Linked DNA regions of Homo sapiens: region 1 is linked to region 2. Evidence: read pairs that join two places in POLR2A ChIA-PET (ENCODE). Cell type or tissue: GM12878. All regions are shown on one strand. Each heading gives the region's core, and the rest is flanking DNA. Links, peaks and the distances in the headings are about the cores only. Region 1 overlaps TIGAR (TP53 induced glycolysis regulatory phosphatase). Region 2 has its middle 130 kb from the start of CCND2.

Region 1 (15,950 bases), core at 12,801-15,300, 180 kb before region 2:
GAGCTCAGGCAATCCTCCCATCTCGGCCTCCCAAAGTGGCTTTTCTTGTTCTTTAAGATGCATTGTTAGATGTTTATTTGGAGTTTTTCTTCTTTTTTTGATGTAGGTACTTACAGCTAAAATTTCCCTAATATTTTTGCTGTATCCCACAGGTTTTGGTATATTGTGTTTCCATTATCATTTGTTTCAAGAAATGTTTCAATTTAAAGAAATTCTTGTACATATTTCTAGAGTTCTTTGTCTATCCACGTCTTTCTTCCATTACTCTGCCCCACAAATTTAAGTTATGTAAAAATTAACCTCCCCAAATTCCAAGTTTTGTCTCCTTAACTCACGGAGACCTCTAAGCACTACTTGGCTTCCCCTACCAGAGTCTGGAAATTGCTTCAGCCAGAAAACCAGGACACTCCCTAGGGCTCACCTTCTTTGTTCTACTTCATTCAGGCATCATAGGCCCACAGTGCCCAAAGTCTAATATCTGAAAACAGTGGTTTCACATATTTTGCCACATTTTCTAATTGTTTATAGGGGAGATGAAATTCCAACAATACCTCACTCACAGTTGGTCACAAAACTCTCCTTCCATGGAGTTTTTAGAAGTAGACTGGGTTCGTTTTTAATTTTACTTTTTTTTTATTTTCGAGACAAGAGTCTTGCTCTGTAGCCCAACCATGCAACGGCACGATCTTGGCTCACTGCAACCTCTGCCTCCTGTGTTCAAGCGATTCTCCTGCCTCAGCCTCCCAAGTAGCTGGGATTAAGGTGCACGCCACCACACCTGGCTAATTTTTGTATTTGTAGTGGAGATAGGGTTTCACCATGTTGGCCAGGCTGGTCTTGAACTCCTGACCTCAAGTGATCCACCTGCCTCGGCCTCCCAAAGTGCAGGGATCACAGGCATGAGCCACCATGCCCAACTGGTTTTTCATTTTTATAGTAATCTGTTCCCTGAAGATATTTCTAACAAGTCTTTTATTTCTTTACAGTGACATAGTGGTTTCTTACTCTATCTGGTAATCCTAATACCTGATGTCACAGTGGATTAATTTCTCCTGTCATTTTCCCTGCTCTCTCTCATAATAGCTTATTTATATTCTTGCTGGACTTTTTTTTCTAGGCTACTCTAATTTAAAAATTATTTTTTTTAAAAAGTACAAAATAAAATTAAAATAAATAAGTTCTGTTGAGGAAGGTCATGTCTGTTTGGGATTTAATTCCCTACAGACTCTGGTAGCAGATTTTTCAAGATTATACAATTGTTGAGACTTTTGGCACATCAGCCTAGACCTTGACTCTAAACTCACCTGTTGCTGGGCGTGGTGGCTCACGCCTGTAATCCCAGCACTTTGGGAGGCTGAGGCAAGTGGATCACCTGAGGTTAGGGGTTTGAGACCAGCAACATGGCAAAACCCCATCTCTACTAAAAATACAAAAATTAGCTAGGTGTGGTGGCACACACCTGTAATCCCAGCTATTGGGAGGCTGAGGCATCAGAATCACTTGAACCCGGGAGATGGAGGTTGCAGTGAACAGAGACTGCACCACTGCACTCCAGCCTGGGCATAGAGTGACGCTCTGTCTCAAAATAAATAAATAAATAAATGTACCTGCTTTGTCCTCATGAGATCACTGGAGAAAGCATGAGTAAACTTCACATTATTCAGAAATATACCAGCAGCTGCTGCTTGTTTAAATCCAGTTTCTGAAAGAGGTTCATCTACTCCTTGTCCTGTGATATATTAAGAAGAGGAACAATAACATTCAAAACTACATATCAGAGATGTATAAATCACATGTAGAAAATATAAGCTGCATTTATCTAAATTTTAATGAAAGATTTTTTAAGTACTCTTCCACGTAACTTTTCAGGGAGTTATTAGCAAGTAAAAATAAGTTTTAAGTCTTTAAAGGCTCAGGTATTCAATTATTTTCCAAAAGAATGCTTGCCTAATGGGAATTAGGTGATGATGAGATAGAAATGTCTTAGCTTTTCCCTCTTTTATGTTTGCCCCTCTCTTCATTAATTGGCTCTGATCTTACAGGTACTGTGTTGGGGCGGTAGGACCATCATCTAAAAGTTTTTTCCTTCTTTATTCCCATCATCCAAATGCTCAGTATTATAATGGTATTACTTTTCCTCTTTCCTTCCTCCCTCCATTTCTTTGTCTTTTTCATTTTAAAAATGCTTTGAAACCTCTATTTCCAGGATAACGGTTGGCTGGACACTCTGAAGGGACCTCCTACTAAAGATCTAAATGGTGTATGTGTGTGAGTGTGTGTGTGTGTGTGTGTGTGTGTGTGTGTGTGTGTGTGTGTGTGTGCTGCATTGCTGGGCCCACAGAACATACAAAAAATCTCCAAGGGACAAAGTAAAGCAACCCCAAAGCCCTGAGCTGAACTGTGAATACCGACATGAAAAAAATGAAGGTGGTGGACTATGAGGACACGCTGGTGGGGCTGGGAGAGGAGGCCTGCTGGAGGGGACGGCAAGCGGGAGGACTAAACACAACATTCTTGGGAGCGAGGGCTCCTGTAAGGAGACTTAATGCAGCCTCAGGCCTGTGGTAAAATAAAATGCAAATCCTTTTCAGAGCAAAGCATTCTCAAAAGAGGCTAACAGGTTTTCCACTAATTTAGAACAAATAATTGTTTAGCCAAAGATTCAACACACAAGAAAATAATCTACCATAAACCAAAGCCACCCATCAAGACTTCAGACATTGAAATCAGCAAATAGGGAATTTACAATAACTATGAATAAAACATAAAGACAGAGTCACAAAAATAAGCAAGTAACAGTAAGCATCAAAAATAAGTAGACAATTTTCTAAAATAACCAAATAGATCTTTTAATAATAAAAATCAGGATTGCTGGGGGCTGGAGGGCCCCTCAATGGATAAACAGAGATTCAGATGAAAGGAGGTTTAATGAACTCAAAGACAGAGCAGAAGATATTACCCAGTACACGGCACAGATACAAGGAGATAGAGCATAGCTCAGATATATTAGAGTTCTAAAGGAAAGAATGAGAACTCCTAACGATGCCTTGTCTTAGTTGCTGTAACAAAGTACTACAGACTGGGTGACTTGTTAACAACAGATATTTATTTCTCACAGTTCTGGAGGCTGGAAGTTTGAGATGAGGGTACCATCATGGTTGGGTTCTGGTGAGGGCCTCTCCACATTACACGCTACTGACTTCTCCTTCAGTGCTCCCATGGCACAAAGAGGAAAGAGCTCTCTGGTGTCTCTTGAATAAATTCCATTCATGAGGGCTGCACCCTTGTGACCTAATAACCACCCAAAGACCCCACCTCCTAATGTCATCATATTGGGAGTTATGATTTCAACATGTAACTTTTGGGAAGAAAAACATTCAGTCTATAACATGCATCTAATTGGAACTCTAAAGGAATAAAAAAAAAAAAATGGCCGGGCATGGTGGCTCACGCCTGCAATCCCAGCACTTTGGGAGGCTGAAGGGGGTGGATCACTCGAGGTCAGGAGTTCAAAGTCAGACTGGCCAACATGGCGAAATCCTGTCTCTACTAAAAATACAAAATTAGCTGGGCATGGTGGAGCACGCCTGTAATCCCAGCTACTTGGAAGGCTGAGGCAGGAGAATCACTTGAGCCCAGGAGGCGGAGGTTGCAGTGAGTCAAGATCACACCACTGCACTCCAGCCTGGGCAACAAGAGTGAAACTCCGTCTCAAAAAAATAAAAGAACAGAAAAAATGAAGGAGAGGAATATGAAAAGAAAATAGCTAAGAATTTCACAGAATAAGAAAACACATGTACATCAAGCAGGATACATTAAAAAAAAAATTCCTCCTAGATATATTATGAGAAACTAAAGAATATCAAAATTGAAGAGTTTAAAGGAAGTTACAGAGAAAGACATATTTCCTACCATGGAACACCATTTAGCTGATAGAAATCTCTTAACAGGAAAAATGGAACCAAAACTGCAGAATGCTATCTTCCAAGTGCTGAGAGAATCATCAGTTACAAGTGTGTACCGACTGAAGCCACTATGTTTACCACCAGCTGCTCTACACACACTAGAGGACTTTTCAAAGAACGTACTTCAGGAATGGTCTGAGACGAAAACAAATGAGGAGCAGAGAAACTTGCAAATATATTCATAAATTTAAATGCCATCTAAACAAATGAAGATAATAATGTCTACCTCAAGCAATTAAAAAAAGACAGGACTAAGCGACTAGACAAGTTCTTTGTATTTTTTGGAAGAGGGGATATTAATATTATACTTTATTAGGTATTGTCAGAGTAAATGTGTCCCCCCAAAATTCAAATGTTGACATCCTAACCCTCAATGTGATCGTATTAGGAGGCAGGCCTTTGGGAGGTGATTAGATCCTAGGGTGGAGCCCTCATGAACAGGATTAGTGTCCTTATAAGTGTTCTCAATCTATCTCTCTGCCATGTGAGGATATTAACCAGAAGACAGCAGTCCGCAAACCAGGAATCAGGTCCTCCACAGACACTGGATCTGCTGGCACCCTGATCTTGGAATTCACAGTCTCTAGAACTGTGTATTGTTTAAGCCACTGGGTCCATGATACTCTGTTACAGCAGCCTTGGCTAAGACAGGTATGAGGGTAAGAATTTTAAGATAACCTTGAAAAGAATGGAAATGGTACATCATTTGAAAGGTAGTGGGGAAAGTAAGAAAGTGTGGAACAGGAAAAAAACCAAGAACTTAAGAAGTAAAAGCAGGTAAGATTAAAAAAAGAAAGACTATAAAAAGAAGGGGAAAAAAAAAACAAAGAAAAAAAATCGAAACACATCAGTGACCAGAATAAAGGCAAACAGTCACTACTGCCAGTTAAAAGACAGATTCTAGGCCAAGCGTGGTGGCTCACGCCTGTAATCCCAACACTTTGGGAGGCCAAGGCAGATGGGTCACCTGAGGTCAGGAGTTTGAGACCTGCCTGGCCAACATGGTGAAACCCCGTCTCTACTAAAAATACAAAAATTAGGCCAGGCGCGGTGGCTAACGCCTGCAATCCCAGCACTTTGGGAGGCCGAGGTGGGTGGATCACCAGGTTAGTTCGAGACCAGCCTGACCAATGTGGTAAAACCCCGTCTCTACTAAAAATACAAAAACTAGCCGAGCCTGGTAGTGTGCACCTGTAATCCCAGCTACTCAGGAGGCTGAGACAGGAGAATCGCTTGAACCCGGGAGGTGGAGGTTGCAGGAGCCGAGATCACGCCATTGCACTCCAGCCTGGGCAACAGAGTGAGACTCCGTCTCAAAATAAATAAATAAATAAAAATTTAAAAAATGAGCCAGGTGTGGTGCCGGGAACCTGTAATCCCAGCTACTCGGGAGTCTCGGGCAGGAGAATTGCTTGAACCCGGGAGGCAGAGGTTGCAGTGAGCTGAGATCGCGCCATTGCACTCCACCCTGGGTGACAGAGCAAGACTCTGTCTCAAAAAAAAAAAAAGACAACTTATATATATTTTCAAAAGAGCCAAAATTTAGCTACATACTATTTATGAGATAACACTTAAACATGAGTATACACAAAGAGTGAAAGGAATGAGATGGAAAAATACATACCAGTGAAATTCCATCCCCAAAACAGCTCAAGTAGCTATATTACTGTCAGAAAAATAAGACTTTATGACAAAAGTCTCACTAAGGATTTGGGGACCACTATAAGAAAATCAGTGATCCAATTTACTCAGAAGATGTAATCATTTAAACTTGTATAAGCCTAATAAAGTAACCTCAGTCGATACAAAAGCAGAACATAGAAACCAAAAATGGATAGAATTCCAAGTATTAAAGGGCAAACTGGCCACTGCAGCAGGAAATTAAAAATACTGCACTCATAAATTGATATTTAGGACATGCAGGCAAACTAGTGCATTTATAAAGCTAATAAAGTGTGTAAGATTTGAAAAACAAAATCAAGAAGGCTGATTATTTTATATATAATTCCAGTCCCAACAATGACGGATTATACATTTTTCTGAAGCATACAATGGAAGAATTATAAAAACTGACCATAATTAACACATTTCAAAGAAGTATCATCAAATAAACCATACTGACAGAACACAAAAGCATTTATAATGGAAGTCACTCAATGGGAATTGAAAATACTTGGTGCTGAATGCTTACCACATTACCACGTGTCAAAACTACGGGCATGCAAACAAAAACAGTACTTAGGAATATATAAGCCTTGAGGCCGCGTGCGGCGGCTCAGGCCTGTAATTCCAGCACTTTGGGATGCTAAGGCAGGCATATCAACTGAGGTCAGGAGTTCAAGACCAGCCTGGCCAACATGGCAAAACACCACCTCTACCAAAAATACAAAAATTAGCTGGGCATGGGGGCACGTGCCTGTAATCCCAGCTACTCAGGAGGCTGAGACATGAGAAATCGCTTGAACCTGGGAGGCGGAGGTTGCAGTGAGCCGAGTTCGCACCACTGCACTCCAGGTTGGGCGGCACAGTGAGACCCTGACTCAAAAAAAAAAAAAAAAAAAAAAGAAATACATGAGCCTTGAATGCTTATACACAAAAGGCTGTAACTTAAAGAACTAAAGCATCCAACTGACAAGGTCAGGAAAAGAACACAAAAACTTTCTTGACGTTCCATTGTCAATGTCTTAGGAAAAAGAGAAATGAGCAATACCAAAGGCCAGGTGGTAAGAGGCTTCAGTCCAGAGGATAACCTGGGTGGGGCATATTTCGTCTGAAAACAAAGGTTCCTTTGAGAATCAGACCAGTTATTGTCCATAAAAGGGAGTCAGGCACACGGAATATGAAAATCAGTTTTTGTAAACCCCGGAAGTCCCTAACCAAAAAAATAAAACTAAATGCTTTTATAATCACAGCACAGAAATAGCATGTCTAGCCAAAAGTTCAAGATATTCTTAAAAAGCCAGACTAGCTGGATCACAGGGCAAATAAAAGATCTGAGTCCAAATTAACAGAAAAAGGGAGAAAGAATCTCTTCAGAATAAAGTAACGACCACATGTGAAAATAGTTCTTTTTTTAAACCTTTATTACTACTAAAATTAAAATAACCATCTTAGCAGAAAAAAATACCATTAACACCAGTCAGTAAACTTCATGTTTCCAAATATAAAATAATTTCAAATCCAGACATTTATATTTTAAGACACCCAGACCCAATATAATTAATCAGCTGACAGAGCCACTTTGAAGCCATACATAAAGAATAACTTGGAGACCTGTACTTCACACCCAGTTCACTTGAGAGATTTATTCCTCCTGGTTACTAACAGCCCTGATCATATTTCTGTGGTTATGATGCTTTGATTCTGTAATCCCAATTCACAATGGAGTGCTGCCCCCAGTCTACCCCACCCCACCAAATCTGCTTAACTCACACATCTTATTAACACAAGGGTGAGAGCTAAAATAACAATCGGATTATACCAACCTTGGATTATTTTCTCCTTGTTAAATCTTGTTTCTCCACTAAAATAGAAAGAGAAGGACAACCTTATTAGCCAAATTATACTGTTTTTGAGAGGAGGAAAAAAATGAGCAATCAAGTGTGGTGATACTCTAAAAATATCATGTGAAACTTGTAACACACTTCATAATCCAACCTGTAAAAACAATTTATTCTAAACTAATATTTGCAATTGTCTTCTTTAATGAAGAGCTAAGAATTTCAAACTACTCCAAACTAAAACGTGTAGATCAGGAACCAATCTTAAGTGAATTGCAGGTGGAAAATCCTACTAAAAAATATAATGCAAATAACATTTCAGCCAAATAATTTTGTTAAAAGAAATATATTGATCAAAACTACTCTTACTGGCAGCAGGAACAAAAACGTGAGAGTCAGTCTATTCATTGCTGGACTGAATGAGCAAGTGAAAGAGAATCTGAATGGAATGGGAGAGACGTGCACAAACCTTCAGAACCCCCTGCCTTCTCTTAGTTCCTAGGTCTTCAGCAGTTATTTTTTGTAGTACTGACAGCTATCTCGCAGACCAACTAACTGCACACTGAACTGAGGTTTGAGTACTACACTTTTAAAAACTAAAATACCAAAACAAATCAAAGCAATCTGAACCAACCGGAAGGGTAAAAGAACTGGAAACTTTGTCAGAAAATAACTGGGGTTACTGAGGCTGGAGGGGGAAAAGGGCGGGAAGTGCATGGGCAAGACTGGACAGACAGCAGGATAGGTTAACAATAATGCAACTTTCAAATACATGAAAAGTAGAATCAAAGAGAATTCAGCTGAAATTTCTTTGAGCACTAATTAAATGTTTGCTGACCCAACCTACCACTAGAATTGCTGGGCCATAAGGTATGCAAATACCAGCTTTATTAGGTAATGCCAGTGTCATAGCAGGTTACACCACCCTGTAGTGTGGTGTACCACCCTCAACAAGATTCAGTGATGGAAGGTTTCTTCAATTTGTACCAATCTGGTACCTGAACAATTCATCTCACTTTAATTTTAATTTGCATTTCCTTGATTTCGATGGAAAATGATCGCTCCATTGTTTTTAAGTGAAGCACTAGTTTATAATAATTAAAATGTCACATAGGACTGATTTACTCAGATCTAGAAAAAAAAATCTACCAGACCTGGAAGTCAGAATCACAAACTCAGGCCTCATCCTGGAATCTTGCCGCTTGTTTACAAAAACAGCTGTATGCCAACCTCTGCCAAGATACAGATTGCTGGATTTGGCCAATATGAATGTTCTTTAAGACCCAACACAAGACTGGTTCTTTTAGGTAGTCTCCCTCCCCAGTACCATTCCCCATCTACCTACTCTATTTAATACCCACACTCTATACTCCCATGGTCCCCTGGCACTACCAACATAAGTTTTCATCTGTGTGCTAATTGACTTTTTAGCTCTGTGTCTATCCTGGCTCCAGTTCCTTAAAGGCACAAGCAGGGATTGCATACCCTCAACATGCCCAGGGCCTGGAGAAAATGCTGGGAAATGACAGAACTTCAGTGAATGTGCTTTTACCTAGGGAGGGTCATCTGGAAATACCTATCAAAATGACAAATCTGTTTACCCTTTTATCCAATAACCCAATTACTGGGAATAACTGAATTCACTCATATTTAAAAGATTATTTGTGGCCAGACGTGGTGGCTCATGCCCGTAATTCCAGCACATTGGGAGTCCGAGGTGGGTAGATCACGATGTCAGGAGTTCAAGCCCAGCATGGCCAAGATGATGAAACCCCATCTCTACTAAAAATACAAAATTTAGCCATGCGTGGTGGCGGGCGTCTGTAATCCCAGCTACTCGGGAGACTGAGGCACAAGAATTGTTTAAACCCGGGAGGCAGAGGTTGCAGTGAGCTGCAATCACACCACTGCACTCCAGTATGGGTGAGAGAGCAAGACCCTGTCTCACAAAAAAAAAAAAAAAAAAAAAAAAAAGATCATTAGCTACAGTATTATTTCTAATAGCAACAGATTATAAACAACCCAAATGTCCATAACTCATTCCTTAACTATGGCCAGAATAACCATTATTTATATTAACAAATAAACAGTGACATATCTACCTAATGGAATCCTATGTAAATGTGTCCTTTAAAGAGAGAGATTATATGTAAAGATATGGAATGCTCACCAAGATATATGATTAAGTAGAAAAAGCAGGGTATAGAGTAATATAAAAAGAAAGCTACCCTTTTAGAAAGGAGGGAAATAAACATCTGGATCTGCACAAAGAAACAATGGAAGGATAAACATGAAACTAATAAATGTGGCCACCTATTGGTTGGGGGAAGAATAGGAAGACTACGGAGAATTGTTTTGATTTCTAAATATGTAGATGTATTAGCTTAAAAAATAAACGTATGATAAAGAAATAAAATTACACAGAACTGGCCAGGCACGGTGGCTCACGCCTGTAATCCCAGCACTTTGGGAGGCCGAGGTGGGCAGATCACGAGGTCAGGAGTTCGGGACCAGCCTGGCCAACAAGGTGAAACTCCGTCTCTGATAAAAATACAAAAATCAGCCAGGCATGGTGGTGAGTGCCTGTAGTCCCAGCTACTCGGGAGGCTGAGGCAGAAGAATCGCTTGAACCTGGGAGGTGGAGGTTGCAGTGAGCCAAGATCATGCCACTGCACTTCAGCCTGGGCAACAGAGCAAGACTCTGTCTCCAAAAAAAAAAAAAAATACATGGAACTATTTATACCTTGGTAAAAAACCAACAGCACTGATTTGCCATTATCATTGTTGTTAATATTAATAAAAGATTACCTAGGCCACATGCAGTGGCTCATGCCTGTAATCCCAGCACTTTGGGAGGCCAAGGAGGGCAGATCACCTGAGGTCAGGAGTCCGAGACCATCCTGGCCAACATGGTAGAATCCTGTGTCTACTAAAAATACAAAAATTAGCCAGGCGTGGTGGCAGGCACCTGTAATCCCAGCTATTCGGGAGGCTGAGGCAGGAGAATGACTTGAACCCAGGAGGTGGAGGTTGCAGTGAGCCAAGATCATGCCATTGCACTCCAGCCTGGGCGACAAAAGCAAGACCTCATCTCAAAAAAAAAGATTTCCTACACTCCAAAATTCATTCAGAATCTTATAAAATGGGCATGAAAGAGGATATTAGCCTCTACCATTCAGATGGATAAAGCAGAAGCATTCAGGGCAAACATGGGGAACCTGTCATTTTTAATCTAGAAAATAGTTACCATGTATTGGATTCACTTCCTGTCTCAGCCTCAAAATCTTGCTGAGACCAAGAATAAAATATCTGTTATTTCAATATAAGTAACATCCTCGGCTGGGCGCGGTGGCTCATGCCTGTAATCCCAGCACTTTGGGAGGCCGAAGCAGGCGGATCATGAGGTCAGGAGTTTGAGACCAGCCTGGCCAATATGGTGAAACCCCGTCTCTACCAAAAATACAAAAATTAGCTGGGCGTGGTGGTGTGTGCCTGTAGTCCCAGCGACTCGGGAGGCTGAGGCAGAAGAATCGCTTGAACCCAGGAGGCGGAGGCTGCAGTGAGCCGAGATTGCGCCCTCAAAAACAAAACAAAACAAGTAACATCCTCGCTAGACAGTGGCTTGTAGCCCTTAATTTAAACCTGGCCTAAAACTGCCTCCATGCCTAGGGAGCTGTCACCTAACTTAATATGCACACAAACTACAACATAATTTGAGAGTATATTCCTGTAATAAAAACCAAGTCTCAGCCAACCATGCATGGCAGCTGAGCTTTCAGCCAATTATGGGCTGCAAACTGCTCAGACATGTCCTAATAAGGCAAAGCAGAGCTGTATCCAATCAGGCTATCTCTATATGTCACATCCTTTCTTTCTTTTTTTTTTTTTTTTTCTGAGATGGGGTCTCACTCTGCAGCCCAGGCTGGAGTGCAGTGGTGTGATCTCGGCTCACTGCAATCTCCAACTCCAGGATTCAAGCGATTCTCCTGCTTCAGCCTCTCAAATAGCTGGGATTACAGGCAAGCGCCACCACGCTCAGCTAATTTTTGTATGTTTAGTAGAGACATGGTTTCACCATGTTGGCCAGGCTGGTCTCTAACTCCTGACCTAAGGTGATCCTCCTGCCTCGGCCTCCCAAAGTGCTGGGATTATAGGTGCGAGCTACTGCGCCTGGCCATGTCACTTCCTTTCTCTGTCTATAAATACTGCCTGCCTATGTCACTGGGTGAGCACTCTGAAGCTTTACTGGTTCAGGTGCTGCCTGATTTATGATTCATTTCTTTGCTCAAATAAACTAAGTCTAATTTGTCTAAAGTTTTTCTTTTTATAGGTTGCTAACACAATTTCCAGCCAAAGCCAAAGAAGCACCCTCATTTTGAAATGAGGGGTGAGAAGAAATTTAATAATTTGCCAACCAAGAAATCATGCAAGAGCCACCAAAAAAACTCAGAATTTACAAATCACAGAAATTTGGCAGAGATGATTACTTTTTGTATACTTGCTGAAGAGTAACTCAGCATTTTTATTTAATCAAAGTAGATAATGAAAGATTCAAATTAAAATAAAGGTTTACACTGTCAAAATGTCATTTTATAAAAAATGGAATCCCAGAAATTTGATAGTTTCATAAAAGTACTGCCCCACCATCTAACGATTTTCAGTGAAAGCAGCATAACCACTGTGATATAATGAAGGACTCATTTAGCCATATATCAACAGAGGCTGCTGTAGACTCAATAGTATTATTAACAATCACAGCATTCAGTTTAGTTCTATTTGGCATTTTTGCGTTCAAATCACTTTATAAATATTAAAGAGTAGGAATCCAAAAATAGATTTTTTTCCAAAAGCTTTCATAAATATTTAGTTGTACAGCTTTTATCAGCTTTATTAAGAGGTTTATATAAATCCTTGAAGTAACTGTTTAATTAGTACGTTTGGGGAATGGGAAAGGAAACTTGATGGCTAAAACAGTTTTACTATTAATCTATTTCCCTTAACCAAGTCTGACTTGTGATAGCAGCAGAGAAGGTGAACGGAGCTGAAAGGTCAGAGGGATATATTTTGAAGGAGTCAGGAATAACACCACTCATTTTCAAAATCTGCAGTGTGGTCCATTTCCAAAACAGAAACCTGACTCTGCAGGAATCCGAGTGCTTCTGCCAAGATGTTAAGTCTTAGGATCAGCCATTTATAGGCCCTACAAATATACATCATTCATTTTGTAGGTTATCTCACAGTTCTTAAAAGACATTATATCTTGTTAGCCTGGATTTATACGCTGCAGCATTTCTTCAAAAATCATACAGAAACCTCAATTTCCCTTAATTCCATTTAAGGAATTCAAATTCAACACACAATACTCAGCGTGCTACAAAGGAGGAACAAATCATGGGAAAGCTGTTCTTTAGTGTAAATGAAAATGTAAACCCTCACCTGATATCACGAATACAGCTTAGTCCTAATTCCTTTACACTAATACATTCATTTGCAAATATAGAAGATTTCAAGAGCTAGTAACACAAGACTTTTGGTGGTCTTTCTTTTTTTTTTTTTTTTTTGAGACGAGTTTTACTCTTGTTGCCCAGGCTGGAGTGCAACGGCGCAATCTGGGCTCACTGCAACCTCTACCTCCCGGGTTCAAGAGATTCTCCTGCCTCAGCCTCCCGAGTAGCTGGGATTACAGGCGAGTGCCACTACGCCCAGCTAATTTTTTGTATTTTTAGTAGAGACGGGGTTTCACCATGTTGACCAGGCTGGTCTTGAACTCCCGGCCTCAGGTGATCCACCCGCCTCGGCCTCCCAAAGTGCTGGGATTGCAGGACTTTCGGCTGTCTTTGATCTTTATAAAGTATCTGTACAAGGTATCTTTATACTTTTATAGAGCATTAAAATTTTATAAAAGTATTAGCTTTATAAAAATACTAAATTACAGATGAGCTAATAGTATTTTGCTTGCTTTATTAATATACAGAACAATTATTAGCATTACACAAAAAGTAACTGCCAATAAAAGTACAGTAAGAAAAATCAGTTTTGCTATCAGTAACTTTACTAATTCGGCCAGGTGGGGTGGCTCACGCCTGTAATCCCAACACTTTGGGAGGCCGAGGCAGGCGGATCACCAGAGGTCGGGAGTTCGAGACCAGCCTGACCAAAATGGAGAAACCCCATCTCTACTAAAAGTACAAAAGTAGCCAGGCATGGTGGCACATGCCTGTAATCCCAGCTACTCCGGAGGCTGAAGCAGGAGAATCGCTTGAACCCGGGAGGCGGAGGTTGTGGCGAGCGGAGATCATGCCATTGCACTCCAACCTGGGTGACAAGAGTGAAACTCCGTTTCGTCAAAAAAAAAAAAAAGCAAAAACAAAAAAACTTTACTAATTCATTTTTAAATCATTAAAAGTATATTAAATTTAGTTTGCCAAAAAATTTTAAAGCTTTACGAGCTGCCTAAAAATGGAAGTGAACTTTTCTGAGGATCCGACAAGATGGCCGAGGTAGAGCAGAAGAAGCGGACCTTCCGCAAACTCACCTACCGCGGCACAGACTTGGACCAGCTGCGGGACGGGACGTGTCCTGCGAGCAGCTGACGCAGCTGTACAGTGCGTGCCAGCGGCCGCAAGTGAACCCGGGCCTGCGGCGGAAACAGAACTCGCTGCTGAAGCGCCTGCGCAAGGCCAAGAAGGAGGCACCGCCCATGGAGAAGCCGGAAGTGGTGAAGACGCACCTGCGGGACATGATCATCCTGCCCAAGATGGTGGGCAGCATGGTGGGCGTCTACAACGGCAAGACCTTCAACCAGGTGGAGATCAAGCCGGAGATGATCAGTCACTACCTGGGCGAGTTCTCCATCACCTATAAGCTGGTGAAGCACTGCCGGCCCGGCATCGGGGCCACCCACTCCTCCCGCTTCATCCCCCTCAAGTAGTGGCTCAGCTAATAAAGGCACACATATTTCCAAAAAAAAAAAAAAAAAGGAAGTTAAATGGATGGTTTTGCCGGGGACTCACTGCAAACACCTACAACATTCCAAGGAACCAGACCCTTCAGTAGTGCTGGATAGGTGATGGTAATGCCAACCTACACGTGTTGGAGTTTTCAACAATGCTGTGCCATAAGCTCATGAGAAGTTATAGTCTGACAATGATGATAGACTTGAATTCTGGAATCTTGGGCAGTCTGTTCCAGAAATGATACACACTGGTACTTTCATTTCAAAGTATGAAGAAAGATAAACCACATACAGGAACAGCACAAGATTCCTAACAGGTTCTGTTGAACTTAAATTGCTTTAAAGATTTTTTTGCATTATCTGAAGAGGTAAGTCCAATAAAATTATCTAACTCTTCAAAAAGTCATTACATTTAACTATGGTGATAATGAGTCAAATTTAAAAATCACTTCTTTTCCTGAAAGAATCACCAGGTTTTGGTTTTGAGAACTCTGAAGGCAAGAAGCAGGAGGATCCAGACCGGAAAGCATTGAACCAGCCCTCTCACTCCATCTTCCTACACATAAAACAGAACAAAATAAACTATTGTCATAACTCCACACAATTATATTAAGAGACTAAAAAGTAGCCTCAAAAATGGCTGGTGATGTTCAAGTAATCTACAAATACCGGGTTTTAACAAATTAAGTAGGAAACAAAAGACGGTGAGTGGTAAAGTTGCTTTGGTTAAACTCCTACTTCCTCAACTTGCCATGTGACTTTAAGCAAGTTACAAGGCGTCTCTGTCTCAGCTGCCTCATGTGAAAAATGAGGATATCAGTCCTTAACTCACTAAACTGTCAGATTTTAATTACAACAGTGCCTGGCAAATAATCATTTATTAAGACTTATTTTTTAAATGATTCCTATGAGGGCCTCCGGAATCAAACCCTTTTTAAGCAGCAGAAAGGGAATAAAATCCATATTTATATGACTATTGTCTATTAGGAATCTAAATAGGAATCATCTTACTTTTTAGGGGTTGCCTTACCCCAAATATTCTACAACTTCTGAGTTTTCTTTTTTTTCTTTTTGAGACAGGGTCCCACTGTGTCGCTTAGGCTGGGGTGCAGTGGCCCAATCACAGCTCACTACAGCCCTCACTTCCCAGGCTCACATGATCCAAGTGATCTTCCTGCCTCAGCCTCCCTATTAGCTAGGTTCACAGGCATGCACCACCACAGCCAGCTTTTTTTTTTTTTTTTTGTAGAGAGGAGGTTTCACCATGTTGCCCAGGCTGGTCTTGAACTCCTGTGCTCAAGGGATCCACCCACTTCCGCCCCCCAACGTGCTAGGATTACAGGGGTGAACCACCTTGATGGTCTGAGTTTCAATTATAAATATGACACTGGGCTGGCTGGGTCAGGCGTCTAGAAAGTGCACTAACATTGGAAGAAAGGGTGATCAGGCCTCTAGTTCCTGTTCTGCTACCGATTAGCTGTGTGACCTTTAGTAAGTTAAGAATTCTCCCAAGGCATTCTATACAACCGA
Region 2 (15,951 bases), core at 6,798-9,297:
AGGCACCTCAAGCAAGAAGTCCTGGTGGCTGAAGCTGCCTTTGTTGAAATTTGCTAAAGTTAGCCTGAAGGTGGTGAAGTCTTAAATGCCACTGAGAGGAAACCATATGTGCAGACCTCCCCACACCTCCCAACACGCACTTGCATAACGGCAAAGTAATCTCAAGGGGAGCTCTGACCTTACTGGGTTTAGGGAGACTCCAGAACCCAGTCTAACTGGCATCCTGGCAGAATGGAAATGATTTTCTTGATCAATGTCTTTCTCTGACATCCTCTGGGTCTCTCCTATGGTTGGCAGTACTCCTATAAGGGTTTGGGAATACAGTTTTGATAGTCAGAACTGCTCCAAGAGCTAGGGATTTGTTGAGTGTGGAGCTGACAAAGCGTTACTCTCTTGGGTTCAACTCGTTAGCTGTTTGGATGCTTTTAAGGTGAGGTTTATGAGAGACTTGGCCACCAGCACTTACAAAGTACAAAAGAAACCGCACTCATTTCCACCAGAGAAAGGCCAGACTGCGGCCACTGAAGGAACCTAACTCTACCCAGACACTCAGAACACCCTGACCTGATCGTGAAAAGGCATCGGAAAACCCAAACAAGGAACAACTCACAAAAAAGGAGGGAAGACTGTACTCAAAAAAAAGTCAGGCCGGGTGTGGTGGCTCACGCCTGTAATCCCAGCACTTTGGGAGGCTGAGGCAGGCAGATCACAAGATTAAGAGATCAAGACCATCCTGGACAACATGGTGAAACCCCGTCTCTACTAAAAATACAAAAAAATTAGCTGGGCGTGGTAGCGCATGCCTGTAGTCCCAGATACGTGGCCAGCTGAGGCAGGAGAATAGCTTGAATGTGGAAGGTGGAGGTTGCAGTGAGCCAAGATCGTGCCACCACACTCCAGCCTGGGCGACAGAGCAAGACTCCGTCTCAAAAAAAAAAAAAAAAAAAAAAGTCATAAGAGGAAAAGAAAGACTGTGGAAATCTTCCAGATCTGCACCATCCAAGATGGTAGCCACTAGCCACATGAGCACGTGTCAAACCCCCTCATTTCATAGCTAAGGAAATTGAAATGAAGATCTAGAAAGGTTAAGTAATTACCCAAGAAGGTAGAAGTATTTAAAAAAATTAATTGACAAAATTTTTAATCAGTTTTAGATTTACAGAAAAATTGAGTGGAAAGTACAGAGAGTTCCCATATGCCATCCCTCCCAATTTCCCCTATTATTAACATCTTGCACTGGTTTGGCACATTTCTTATAATTGATGAGCTAATATTGCTGCATTATTGTTAACTAAAATCGGTGGTTTACATCAGGGTTCACTCCTGTTGTTCATTTTATGATTTTTGACAAATGTATGGTGACATATACACCATTACAGTATCTAACGGCATAGTTTCACTGCCTTCAAAATCCCCTATGCCCTCTATTCATCTCTCACCCCTCCCCACAAATCCCCAGAAAATCTTTTAACTGTAGTTTTGCCTTTTCCTGAATGTCCTACAGCTGGAACCATACAGTATGTAAACTTTCAGATTAGCTTCTTTCATTTCACAGCATGCATTTGAGGTTCCTTCCTGTCTTTTCGTGGTTTGACAGCTCATTTCTTTTCAGAGTTGAATAATACTCCATTATGTGGATGCACCATTGTTGGTTGCTCCATTCACCTGCTGAAGGATATCTTGGTTATTTCCAAGGTTTGGCAATTAAGAATAAAGCTGCTGGCTGGGCACGGTGGCCCTCACCTGTAATCCCAGCACTCTGGGAGGCCGAGGCAGGTGCATCACCTGAGGTCAAGAGTTCAAGACCAGCCTGGCCAACATGGCGAAACCCCTGCTAAAAATGCAAAAACTAGCCGGGCATGGTGGTGGGCACCTGTAATCCCAGCTACTCGGGCAGCTGAGGCAGGAGAATCGCTTGAACCCAGGAAGCAGAGGTTGTAGTGAGCCAAGGTCGTGCCGTTGCTCTCCAGCCTGGGCGATAGAGCAAGACTCCATCTCAAAACAAAACAAAAGAAAACAAAACAACAAGCTGCTATAAATATCTGTGTGCAGGTTTTTGTGTGGACATAAATACCAAGGAGTTCAATCAGTTGTTGGCTTGTGTGGTAAAAGTGCATTTAGTTTTGTGAAAAACTGCCAAACTTGTCTTCCAAAGTGACTGTACCATTTTGCATCCCTGCTAGCAATGAATGAAAGTTCCTGTTGCTTCACATTCTGTCCAGCATTTGGTGTTTTCTATGTTCTGGAGCTGGCCATTCTAATAGCGTGTAATGGTGTCTTATCATTGTATTAATTTGCATTTCCCTGATGACATATGATGTTGAACATCTTTTCATGTGCTTATTTGCCATCTGTGTATCTTCTTTGGTGAGATATATTCAGTCTTTTTTTTTTTTTTTTTAGAGGCGGTGTCTTGCTATGTTGCCCAGGCTGGTCTCAAACTCCTGGGCTCAAGCAACCCTCCCGCCTCAGCCTCCCAAAGCGCTGGGACTACAGGTGAATCACCACACCCAGCCTATGCAAAGTCTTTGGTCTTTTTTAAAAATCAGATCGATTGTTTATCTCATTTAATTTTCACAACAGCCTTCTGAAGTTGCCCTGAGATGGAATATTATCCCAATTTTATAGGTAGCAGGGGGACCGGCGGGGCGCAGAGTTAAATGGCTTGCCCAAGCTCATAAGTAGACACACCTAGATGGCTGGCCTGCTGCTTCCTGGTTCTGTTCTCCTTTGGCTCATTCACCAGGTGGCCTATCCCCAGCCCCCACCCAGTTTTGTTGAAAGCAGCTGAGGACAAGATAGCAAAGTTCTGATAATCCCAGGCAGGCTTCCTGGAATCAGTGTGGGGGAGCTGGGGAACACCCCAGAATAGTGCCAAGACCTTGCTGAGGACTCCACCCACAGGAAATCCCCTGGTCTGTGGCGCCTCTGATGACAGATTTGACCAACTGCCCTGAAGTGTGTGATACAAGGCCTGCTCAGGACTGTTTCCTGGGTGCTTCTTGGGGCCAGGCCATGGGCTGGACGTGAGACAGTGGGTGGAAGTGGGGTGGAAATTCTACTAATTGCTATGGCTTTTGCTTCTGGGGAATTCCACTCTCACCCCATAGCCCTCTGCAGCCATCACAGTAAGCCTGCTTTCTTTAAAAGTAGGAAGTCACTGACACCTGTCACCCTCTATGTCTTAATTTTCCCCATTTCTTTCCCCATCGAACTCAGGAACCATAATCAAGAATTATCATGAAAGACCCTGTTAGTTCCAGTTTCCAGATGAGTAGAAAGTATCGCAATTTTTTGTTATGTTTTAATTAATTGTTAAGTATCTAAACAACGTAAAACTGATTCTCCCTGTAAAACTTGGACCTTACACATAAAGTCCCATAGGACCAGGCCGGGCGCAGTGGCTCACACCTGTAATCCCAGCACTTTAGGAGGCTGAGGCGGGTGCATCACCTGAGGTGAGGAGTCCAAGACCAGCCTGGCCAACATGGTGAAACCCTGTCTCTACTAAAAGTACAAAAATTAGCCGGGCATGATGGCAGGCACCTCTAATCCCAGCTACTCGGGAGGCTGAGGCAGGAGAATCACTTGAACCCGGTAGGTGGAGGTTGCAGTGAGCTCAGATCGCGCCACTGCACTCCGGTCTGGGTGACAGAGGAATACCCTGTCTAAAAACAAACAAACAAAAAAAACCTCCTGCAGGATCAGACAGCACCTACTCTATCTCCTGGTAACCAGGCCTGCCTGTAAAACAGGACCAGTGGAGGTCTCTTGCTTTCCCATCTTCTCTTCCCGCTGCCCCTTCCCTGGACCTAAGGGTGCGCACAAAGGCAACAATTGTCAGGAAAATGGATCCAGAAATGTAGCAGGCTCGGGAGTCTCTCGCAAGAGAATTCTGGCGTCCCAGTTTCCAGGGACTGTGATCTGGAAAGGGAAGTGCCACTAAATGCAGAACTTTTTGTCCCAAGGGAAGGATCCAGAGGGGACCAGAGTAGGACATCATTGACCTGGATTTAAGGGCAATGTTGCTGGGATCCTTCTCCCCTCTCTCACTAAACTCGAAGCTGTTACCAGGTTTCCCTTTAATTTACTGACATATGGAATACAGTGTCTTTATGCATAGAGAATGAAAAGCATTGTTACAAAGGTTATTTCCCTTCACTGCATGAATAAGATCATACTGTATGTATTGTGCTTCAGCTTGCTTTTGTTCACTTAACTCTGCAGTGGGGATTTTTCCACGTAGCTCTATGTTTTTGTTTTCAACTATGGCTTAGTATCCTGTGGGTGTGATTACACTCTAGTTCAGTTAAAGATAAGCACTATTGGTTTAGTACAGGTTAGGTGCTGTAACATAATACATACATTCCTGAAAAACTTTGTATTCTGTAAAACTGCACACTAAAAATAACAGGCTAAAAATAATAGGATTGGGCAGGCCTGAGAAATCTATGCAACTCGGTAATAGAGCACTAATAAAAACAGTAATTGGTGCCTTCAGAGAAAACCTAGACAGCCCAGGCAACAATTCTACTTTGGAAAGTTGCCTCTGGGGATATTAAAACTTGCACAAAACTATAGAGTGGTACTGCTGGTTGCAGGTGCTGAGATGGTGCAGATGGAAGTGGACTCTGGGCCAGGTGGGCATAGGAGGAAGTGCAACCTGCTTCCTAGGATGAGCCTTTCTGGGAAGCAAACCCAGGTGCAGGCATGCATTTGCAATTTTCTTAAAATAGAGCTGAAAGGGCTCTTACCTAAGCAAAAGCCAAGTTGAGGGCTTTTCCCTTTCTTGTTGAAGGTTAGAATTCTACTCCTGCTACTTTAGCTCTTCTTGCTAGGAAAAAATCCATATGAACCCACCCAACTTTCACTTTATAAGCACTTAATTTCCCTATTTATTAGCTGTGGATGAGTTCTTATAGGAACATGTGTTGTAGAAGAATAGATGGTAGACTAGAACATAGTATATGCTCAGTAAATATTTGTATAGGAAAAGAGGAAAGGAAGGAAAAAGGAGAAAGAGAAAGAAAAGAGGGAAGGAGGGAGGAAGGAAGGAAGAAGAGAAGGAAGAAAGGAAAGAAAGAAAGAGGAAAGGAGGGAAAGACTAAGAATAATTTTCTTTTTTTTGGGATGGAGTTTCACTCTTGTTGCCCAGGCTGGAGTGCAGTAGCACGATCTCTGCTCACTGCAACCTCCGCCTCCCGGGTTCAAGTGATTCTCCTGCCTCAGCCTCCTGAGTAGCTGGGATTATAGGTGTGCGCCACCATGCCCAGCTAATTTTTTGTATTTTTAGTAGAGACGGGGTTTCACCATGTTGGTCAGGCTGGTCTTGAACTCCTGACCTCAGGTGATCCAGCTGCCTCAGACTCCCAAAATGCTGGGATTACAGGTGTGAGCCATTGCGCCCAGCCAAGAGTAAGAATAATTTAAGAAAATAGACAATTGGTTAAGAGTGCCTACTTGACATCTTCAAGTTCAGTCACTCCTAAATGAGAGGCCATGGTAGATCGCTGAAGGCTCTCAATGACATATTTGCTGGTCTGAGAAAAAATAAAGACTATGCATGTGGGTGGAAAACGTTTGTTGAAGGATATCTTTATTCTGAGATTATAGTTTGCTTTTTGTTATGAAAATGTCCTTTTGTCTAATATCCAGCATCCATAAGAACTTAAACAAATTTACAAGAGAAAAACAACCCCATCAAAAAATGGGCAAAGGACATGAACAGACATTTTTCAAAAGAAGACATACATGCAGCCAACAAACATATGAAAAAAAATCTCAACATCACTGATCATTAGAGAAATGCAAATCAAAAACCACAATGAGATACCATCTCACACCAGTCAGAATGGCCATTACTAAAAAGTCAGGCCAGGCGCGGTGGCTCATGCCTGTCATCCCAGCACTTTGGGAGGCCAAGGCGGGTGGATCCCTTGAGGTCGGGAGTTCGAGACCAGCCTTACCAACATGGAGAAACCCTGTCTCTACTAAAAATACAAGATTAGCCAGGTGTGGTGGCACATGTCTGTAATCCCAGCTACTTGGAGGCTGAGGCAGGAGAATCGTTTGAACCCGGGAGGCGGAGGTTGTAGTGAGCCGAGATCGCGCCATTGCTCTCCAGCCTGGGCAACAAGAGTGAAACTCTGTTTAAAAAAAAAAAAAGTCAAAAAATAACAGGTGCTGGTGAGGTTGTGGAGAAAAGGAAACACTTATACACTGTTGGTGGGACTGTAAATTAGTTCAACCATTGTGAAAAGCACTGTGGAGGTTCCTCGAAGAGCTAAAAACAGAACTACCAAATGACCCAGTAATCTCATTACTGGGTATATGCCCAGAGGAATATAAACCATTCCACCATAAAGACACATGCATGTGTATGTTCACTGCAGCACTATTCACCATAGCAAAGACATGGAATCAACCTAAATGCCCGTCAATGACAGATTGAATAAAGAAAATGTGGTACATATACATCATGCAATACTATGCAGCCATAAAAAAGAATGAGATCATGTCCTTTGCAAGAACACGGAGGAGCTGGAGGCCATTATCCTTAGCAAACTAATGCAGGAACAGAAAACCAAATACCGCATGTTCTCACTTGTAAGTGGAAGCTAAATGATGAGAACTCATGAATACAAAGAAGGACATAGATGCTGGGGTCTACTTGAGGGTGGAGGGTGGGAGAAGGGAGAGGAGCAGAAAAAATAATTATTGGATACTAGGTTTAATATCTGGGTGATAAAATAATTTCTACAACAAACCCCTGTGACATGAGTTTACCTATATAACAGACCTTCACATGTACCCCCAAACCTAAAAAAGAAGTTAAAAATAAATATATACGGCCAGGCGCGGTGGCTCACGCCTGTAATCCCAGCACTTTGGGAGGCCAAGGCGGGCGGATCACGAGTTCAGGAGATCGAGACCATCCTGGCTAACACGGTGAAACTCCGTCTCTACTAAAAATACAAAAAATTAGCCGGGCGTGGTGGCGGGCGCCTGTAGTCCCAGCTACTCCGGAGGCTGAGACAGGAGAATGGCGTGAACCCCAGGGGGGCGGAGCCTGCAGTGAGCCGAGACCGTGCCACTGCACTCCAGCCTGGGCAACAGCGAGACTCCGTCTCAAAAATAAAAAATAAAATAATAAATAAATAAATATATACATACATAAATAAAACGTCTTTCTTTGTGAAACAACAGTGAAAGCAAATAGTATTTCTTTATCTCTCTCTCTCCATACATAGATCCTTATTTGGCAAAATACAAAGTTGCCAGCCTTTTGTTGGTCCTTAAATTTGTTGTGTGTGTCGAGTTTTGCTGATCTACCAAATGGCAAAAGTCTCGAAACCACTGAGTTTCGGGCCATCTCTGATCTTCAAGCAAAATGGTCCCTAAACCATCCTGGAAAAATGGTGTCTCATCTATCCCTCAGATCCTGAACTCCTTCAGGGCTTCCCAAGGGGAAATCCTGTCCTTCAATCTTCCAGCCTCAAGGTTAAATCTATATAGGATGTTCTCTCTAAATGTAGTTCTATTTCAGAAAGAAAGGTTACTTTAAATCTTCTTTGAATTTCATGCTATGGAAGCTCCTTTCAAGTATAACTATGAATTTTTTACCATGTAAATGGGGGAAATTTGGAGGATCAAGACCCAGAGAAGGGAGTGGACCCCTGGGTCTACTGCGGAGTCTCGCTCACTAGCCCCCAGTTCTCTGAGGCTCTCTTTTGCTCTCCCTGGACTGGCTTTATGGGAACTTTACCTTCACAAATGGGAGGCCAGGGGAGAAGCTGGAGCCGAGGCTCAGGTGCCTCTCAACATGAACTTGGTCTCTATGGGCCAAGGGCACACACCCAGATTTCTCTCTGTTAAGAGGAACTGAAGCCAGGCCTGGGGTTCTCCCTAATAGGCTGTGGCCCAGGGCACTGGGCTGAGGCACTCTGGGCTGGCTGCCAAGATCTGCCACCGTCTGTGGGCTCACCCAACTATTCTTGGGGGTAGTGCTGGCAGCAGTAGTTTAATGAGATCACCTCCCTTCTGTAGGCATCCGTGTGTTCACCTGCAGTGGAAGAGGCTGATCCCATGATCTCTAAGTCTTCTTCTAGCATTAACATCCCCTGGCCCCAGCTTCACCCACCTTAACTAAAGGCTGTCATCCAGCGATGGGCTCTGATAAAAGCACAGGACTTTAAAAATCCAGTTTCAAAGTCTTGCACATGTAGAGAAAGAGAGGGAAACAGACTTCAAATGATTTATGAAGTATAAAAGCAAAGTGCAAAACAATAATATGTTACCATTTGGGGTAAAAGGGTATACAAAAAATATTTATACATATTAGTATGTATATGCAGATCTGGGCAAGGTGGTGTGTGCCTTAGTCCCAGCAGCTTGGGAGGCTGAGGTGGGAGGATTGCTTGAGTCCAGGAGCTTGAGGCTGCAGTGAGCTATGATCATGACAGAGTGAGACCCCTTCTGTACAAAAAGAAAAAGAAAGAATGTATATGTAAAGAATAATTTTTGGAGTGATACGTCTGATGTATCCTGGTAGCCTTGAGGTAAGGTGGCCGTGCTGGGGGAAAGGGATGGGAGAGAGGTTTTTCATTGTATAAACTTTTGTACATGAATTTTGAACCAATAAAATTATGAAAATCAAGTTACAAAAAGCCCTGGCTCAGCCATTTACTAACTACTCGTGTTTGGGCCAGTGATAGAAGTTCTGATTTTAGTTCCTCATCTAGAAAATGAAGATAATCGTCCCATAATGTTGTAAGTGAAAATTAAATGAGAAAATAATATATAAAAAGCTGAGCACAATGCCTGGAGCTTAATAAAGATTCGCTGAGTAGAAGCTAATTAGTTATGAGACATATAAGATTTCAGCTCCCTGTCTTGAAGAAGCTCAGAAACAAATTGGGAAGACAATGTCAGCAAGGAACAATAACCTTTGTGTAGGGCATGGAAGTTTACAAGGAGATATCTTCCTTCTTAGCCCACTTCCTCTGCACAACAGCCTGGTGCGGGGCAGTGGATGCTTTGCCATCCTTGTTTTGCAAATGAGGAAACTGGAGCTGACCTGTTTAGGGTCACACCTATGATGGCAGAACGTGTCTAGAATTCGGGTCTTATAATTTTCTGACTTGACCTCTTTGTGGTCATGCTTCCCTGGCGTGAAGGCCATTCTGCACTGGCTGTGGGGTCAGGTTGGCAGAGACGCCTGGAACCTCTCGCATGGGCAGGTGCTTGTGGCAGGCATGGGACTGAGGAAGGCTGACAGACAGCAGCCCCCCTGCAGGGGTAGAGAAGCAGTCAGTGCTTCATTCCTTGAACCCCATTCAGGGGCACTCTCCCTTACTCCCGGTCCACTATCATCATTTGCATTTCCTACATGCTGCCCCTCTCACTTCCTATTTCCACTCTGGGTGTTACATAACCAGTTTTCTCAACTTTAAAAGAGGCGTGTTGGATTAATCAGATTCTTTGAATCCTGGGATGCTAGGCTGCAAAAATATGGAACTTCCCCTTCAATGTTACTCCATGTCCAATATTACAGAGAGGAACATGGAGGGCTGGAGAATGAGAGTGATACCATCAAGGGTCAGCACTGCTTAGTACAAGGCTGACACTTGAACCCAGAGCTTCTCTCTAGGACAAGTAGCAATAGAGGTTCTCAAGGTTTTTAGCTTCGGCAAATAGCAACAGAATCTTTTCTGTGGATTCGTTTGTGTCTCTGCATACGCATATGCAGAGGGAGTTGGGGTCAACAGACAAGTGTTGGTATTAACTTGCCAGGCAGGGTGCTAAATACAAGTCATTGAAACCTCCCTAAGATTCAGAAAGGTAAACATCATTCTCCCCATACAGATGAGGAGATGGAGGTTCAGATAGCCTAAGTAAACTGCGCAGGGTCTGACAGCTGACGAGATAAAACCAGAATTTGAACCCACATCCATCTGCTTTCTTCACAATAAAGCTCAGAACTGGAAACAGAACATGAAGTTTCCCATCACACTCTCCTCACAGGTTTTGCACATGAAATCACTGTGTGGGGAGGCGAGTGGAACAGGTACCTTTTTTTGTGTCTGATCGAGACATCACGAGTCAGCCTCTGAGCCTGGGGACTGCCAGCGAAATTCCCCTTGAAGGTGAATGTACAGAGTTCCTGGATTAATGAAAGATGAAACTAAGAGCTGGTTCTCAGAATTGAGCGTGAGCCAGTGTGATCTAGGATGCTCTGAGGACCACAACTCACTTGTCACAGGCAGCACCTTCCACAGCCAGTGGTCATGTCCTGTGCTATGAGTTCTGCCACTCAGGTTGCAGAAAGCTGACCAAGGGATTGGCACCCAAGCCAGAAAGTAGTCTGACTCCTTCGAGGTGGCTTGGCAAAACACTCTGTTCCATAGGGGTCTTCCCCATGAGACAGTGACACGGTGACTCCATCGGACACTTTCTCTTGGAAAGTGTGAGTACAAGATGTACACTGAGAAGTGAGTCACTATCGCTTGGAGCTGTGCCCCGAGAAAGGATGAGCGATGGTGGTGGGTTTCTAGGCAGGCTGAACTGCAAAGTACTAACTTCAGGGGAACCACTAAGCACAGTTGCTGGGTCTCCTCCAGGGATAGTTTAGGGTCCTCATAAATCCTCATGTAACCCAAGACTCCCCCATTTCTTCAGCCTTCAGGGAGCATGCTTTGTTTTCGTGTCCTAGTAACATCAACTGGCATTCCCTATCCCCTGTAGCTCTAGGGACCCCCAGCGTTTCCAAGGAGCACCCAGGAATGCTCACACATTATGGTGGTCTTGATACCTCTGCCAGCTGCCTTATGCTCCTCAGCTCATATCTTGCTGTGGTAAAGCAAGAAAAGGTAAGGAATTGAGGAGGTGTGCAAGGGGGTGATCACAATGACTGGCCATGAAATTGAAGGTGGGTAGTAAGAAGGGGAGAGGGAGTGAGGCCAGTGAAGAAGAGATAATATCAATGGATGGCAGGATCTGGTGGGGTCCAAGGCTGAGTGGAATTGAGGTTCTAGAGGGGTCAGCTGGAAAGGCAGGAGGTGGGATTAAAGAGTGGCATGCCTGGCCAGGTGAGGTGGCTCACGCCTGTAATCCCAGTACTTTGGGAGGCTAGTGGATCACGAGGTCAGGAGTTCGAGACGAGCCTGACCAACATGGTGAAACCCTGTCTCTACTAAAAATGCAAAAAAATTAGCTGGGCATGGTGGCGGGCGCCTATAATCCCAGCTGCTCAGGAGGCTGAGGCAGGAGAATAGCTTGAACCCAGGAGGCAGGGGTTGCAGTGAGCTGAGATCGCACCACTGCACTCCAGCCTGGCGACAGAGCAAAACTCCGTCTAAAAAAAAAAAAAGAGCCGGAAATTGAGGTTACAGTGGGATTGAAATTATTGATAATAACAAGGTCTAGTGTGTGGACCATGGGGGAGGTGGATACAGTGTGGCAGGGGAAAAGAGGTGTCCCAAGAAGCGTGCTTACTGTATTTTAAAATCTCCAAGACAAAAGATAGGACTGGAGAGAGTGACAGTGGGCTAGGAGCTGAAATCATGGAGAAATGATGGAGCATGAGCCAGGCCAAGAAGAATTCACATATGCCTTAGGGATAACCGTCTCTTTTCTGAATTCTGATTTTCAGATAGATTGATAGGAAAGGCATGGACTTGCCCTGTGCTTATCTCCTGGAAGAAATCAGGTGACAACCTGATAGTTCACACTGATAGCCGCTTGCTGTGCTCTCACAGGTCTCTCCTTGAGGCAAGGTCTCTTTTGACTTTTGCAGGAGGAAAGAAGAAGTAAGGTGGTTAAATAGAAATTATCAGCATTCTTGCCCCTGCTCTACACTGTATCTGAATTCAGTGTATCCCATGGCAGACAAAACACTCCCATTTCCACCATGGAGCTTCGACCTTAGAATAAATATGTGTAAGGCAAGAAGAGCCTTAAGTAAAGAAGGCTGCTCTTTACTGATGCCAAGGTTTTGTTTGTTCCCTTGTTTGAGGCCCCAGACCATTTATACCCGGGATGTAGTAAGATGCAGGATGGGTGAGAGGTGCATTTTTTTCTGTAAAGTGAGAGGAGAACAATTGTGAGGCGGGACAGTAGGCAGATCTAGACAGAAATGAGCACTGTGGAAGCTGAAGTCAGGAAAGGGATGCCTTGAAGCTGCCCGGGCTGGCATATTTCTTGGGAAGTGTTTGAAGATCACTGGCCTATTTGGCACTGGTTTTCTGGGTCTCAGTTTTCCTTTCTATAAAATTAAGAGGTGCCACTCCATGATCCCTAAACTGCATTTCAGCTTTCAATATTTAATTCCACGCATTAGGCTGGGCTCCTGGCTAATGTGTGCATCTGCCGAGGTCATTCCTGTCTCCTAGGCAAGTGTGAACAGACTGGGCAATGCCCCCACTTCTCAGTGTGTTGTATCCCACCTGTCTCTTTCCCTAGTAGCAGGTCGTTTTTTTTGTTTTTTTGTTTTTCTCTCTGTCTCACGATATCACCAAGTGGCACTACCACGTCCTAGCCTAGTGATGTTGGGCAAGTTAACTTAACCTCTCAGAGCTTCAGGTAACAGTGTGCATTCAATAGGAATTCTGCTGCACAGACTCACTACAATATAGGATTTTAAAAAATGCTGAACTATTAAAAGAGGCGGCTTTTGGAGGATGAGATTCTTGAAACTATGTCTTCCATTTCTGTGCTGTTTGAGTTTTTGCTGTGAGCATGTACCTTGCTTTCACAGTAAAATGTGTATTTTAAATGTTATGATTTTGTGTTTTTGACTTAAATGATGCCCACTCAGTATTGCATTATGCTTAATATGCAGCTCGGAGGCTGTGGTCATTACACATGTCTTTGATAACTTTTTATTTATTTTATTTTATTATTATTATTTGAGATGGAGTCTTGCTCTGTCACCCGGGCTGGAGTGCAATGGCGCTATCTCGGTTCACTGCAACCTCCACCTGCCAGTTCAAGCAATTCTCCTGCCTCAGCCTCCCGAATAGCTGGGATTACAGGTGCCTGCCACCACGCCTGACTAATTTTTTGTATTTTTAGTAGAGACGGGGTTTCACCACGTTGGCCAGGCTGGTCTCGAACTCCTGACCTCAGGTGATCCTCCCGCCTTGGCCTCCCAAAGTGCTGAGATTACAGATGTGAGACGCTGCGCCCAGCCGTCTTTGATCCATTTTTTAAATGAAAGAACTGGTTCTTATTTAATAAATAGGGTGAGGATATGAATAGGAGTCAGGGTTGATAAGAAGGCTGGGGTGTTCGCTGTTCTCGAAGGATGTGCCTCCTCTGCAGTACGCACGGTTTTGACTTCCGCCTGGGCAGTGGGAGGGGAGGAACAGAGTCCTTGAGGTGGTGCCAAGGGTGGGGCTCAGGCACGACCGTCAGTGGGGTTCAGGGCTTGGTCTGGGAAGGGCGAGGCAGGAGCAAGCCCTACAAGACAGGAGTGGCTTAGCTGCACTCAGCGCTCGAGGGAAGGAAGCAGCGGGAAGTGGGTGGTTTCAAGTTTTACTTTCAGTTTTCACTCAAAGTCATTTCAGGATGAAACCCATTTAACGGTCAGATCTCTCAGCCAGATTTCTCAGCAAACCTGTGCTCCACCCCACCCAGGTCCTCCAGGTGGAGCTTGCGGGCGGGCGGGGGAAGGTGAGCAGCAGGAATAGAACGTTCTGCAGTGCCTGGCCTGGACCTGGGAGCTGTCCGTCATCCGCATATCTGCAAATTGTCACACCTGGGCTGGGATCAGCTCTACTGCTAGATTCGGGTGAATATGGGCAAGACATTGCACCTCTCTACTCCAGAAATGTGGTCCGCGCTCTTCCAGGTGTCCCCTCAAGTTATTTTCATGGTCTTTACTGTGACCCAAAGGCAATGTTTCTGAAATGTTGACCTGCAGATCCCCTCCCAGAATCCCTTGAGGTGATTGTCCAAATGCAGACTCCTAGGTCACCCCCTGACCCATTGGACCAGTTTCCAGGAGTGGAGTTGAGCATCTTGCTTTTTGATAAACTCTCACGTACTTCAAAGGCTGAGATCCTCTGTCCTAGGGGGTAGAAATTTTACCTTGGTATGTTATACTAATAAGCAACCTGAGCTCAATGGTGGAGCAGGTGCTCCCACCTTCATCCCAGCACTTTGGGAGGCTGAGGCAGGAGGATTGCTTGAGCCCAGGAGTTTGAGACCAACCTGAGCAGCATGGCAAAACCTCGTCTCTAGAAAATACAAAAAAATTAGCCCAGTGTGGTGATGTGGGCCCATAGTTCCAGCTACTTAGGAGGCTGAGGTGGGAGGATCACCTGAGCCCAGGGAGGTTGAGGCTGCAGTGAGCTGTGATCACATCACTGTACTACAGCCTGGGTGACAGAGTGAGACCCCATCTCAAAAGGAAAAGAAAAACCTGAGCTCAAGACACAAACTACACTGCTCAGGATCTGCCAAAGAACCAATCGTAGAGACTTGATTCAAACCCAGAGCTAGGGTGATGGGTGTCCCACTTTGCCTGGGAAAATTCTGGTTTATGCCTGTTGGCATACCTCATTAACAGTAGCCATTTTCCCCACTTGCAAAAGCATCCTGGATTGGATAATACATTTTATGTCTTCCCTATTCAGAGCCCCTAGCCATGACTATACCATACTACTGCCCCTTCAAAAAGGTCAGCTAATGTGGTTCTGGGAACACACAGGATAAAGGGGGCATAACCTGGCTGGGGAGGTAGGTCAGGGGAGACACCTTAGCTATGTATGATTCTCAAATCCCCTCTCTGCCTTTAGGACAGCATTATAGGCAATGGGTACTCTCAAGAAGGACACTGATGAGTAACTGATTTCCATCTCCACTGAAAGCTGCAACCATAGCAGCAATTATGATAATATCTAACACTTACGTAGTGCTCACTATGTGCCAAGCACCATTCTAAGCACTTTGCATATGTCATGGAGATGAGCACAGACCCTCAACAGCAGCCAGAGGAATTGAGCTGGACAGCAAGAACTCTTGCGTGGGAAACTTGTGATGACAATGCACTATTGACCGAAGGCCCAGGAGTCCAGACAGCCAGCCAAGTCACAGGGCAATTTCGGATGTAGCCTTTGTAAACTGTGACCTTTCTGGATGATCTGGAAAAAGTCAACACCAGGATCCTGAGCCTAATATGCAGTGAAAAGGAGCCCGGTTTTCCTTCTCCAGGGACCTTTAAGAACAGAGCTGCCTGCACATCTTGACTAATTTACATCCAGCCCCACCAGGAAGCAGGAGGATGGAGATGACCTCTGAGGTCCCTTTGAGCCTAAGGGGTCTGTGATCATTACAACCACATGTCAAGACCCGGGAGACATTCCCGTTTCCTGCTCTTTCACCTGGGGACCCAGGCTGTGGGGCCCCTTTTGCCTGTGTATTTAGTGGGTCATGACCTTTTCCCTGGGCCTCCAGGTCTCCTCTTTAGCATTCACTCCCACCCACCCACAGGCCCCTGAGCTCTTTCTTTTCTGGGGTCTCCCCTGAGGAGTTTTGGGTAGATGCAGAAAGTAAGCCCTTGTCTTCTCTCTACTTCACCTCTAACACACATCTGGACTTTCCCAGCCATGCCTGGGGCTTTTGCGGCAACCAAACCATTTTAGGGACCTGGAGCAGAACCCGTTCTCCCTAAAAAAGAGTTAAGGCAGCCTCCAAACCTGTCACCTGGAAACATGCGTCCCCTTCAGGGCAGCAGAGACGGTAGTCATGATGGCGGAGGGTGTTGCCCAAACTGGCCAGAGGCGCTGCCCCAGCCAAAGGCAGAGATTCCCCAGTGTGCTTTTTAACCCAGGAGGCTAGTGAAGGGAGTCCCTGGAAGACACTACCCCCACCCCCACATTTCTTATTTAGATCATCCTACATCAGGCAGCTGGAGGGAAGGCACTGGCTGAGGGCCCAGCTGCTTGGCTG

What was found. ChIA-PET counts read pairs that join two places held together with the same protein. Peaks named below come from ENCODE experiments on the same cell type or tissue, not always from the same donor. Only the 100,000 strongest peaks of a DNase experiment are listed, where the experiment ranks them.
Region 1: POLR2A ChIA-PET joins it to region 2 with 5 read pairs; 4 of 35 experiments call an interaction of 5 or more read pairs at or near these places.

What each region holds. Positions count from the first base shown.
Region 1 is chr12:4,322,818-4,338,767 of GRCh38, reverse strand. It overlaps TIGAR (TP53 induced glycolysis regulatory phosphatase), which reads right to left. Exons shown (of 6, transcript NM_020375.3): 2 at 7,451-7,488; 3 at 1,608-1,729. It also overlaps the pseudogene RPS15P7. Among named protein-coding and RNA genes, the nearest start is that of TIGAR, 9.6 kb to the right of the region's middle. In GM12878, for the core only: no CTCF peak of the experiment used is centred there; no DNase peak of the experiment used is centred there; H3K4me3 peaks cover 958 bases; H3K27ac peaks cover 356 bases.
Region 2 is chr12:4,140,618-4,156,568 of GRCh38, reverse strand. No RefSeq gene overlaps it. Among named protein-coding and RNA genes, the nearest start is that of CCND2, 130 kb to the left of the region's middle. RefSeq lists enhancers at 2,657-3,026, 9,209-9,709, 10,125-10,224 and a cis regulatory region at 2,554-3,147. In GM12878, for the core only: no CTCF peak of the experiment used is centred there; a DNase peak (open chromatin) is centred at 7,938; H3K27ac peaks cover 2,039 bases.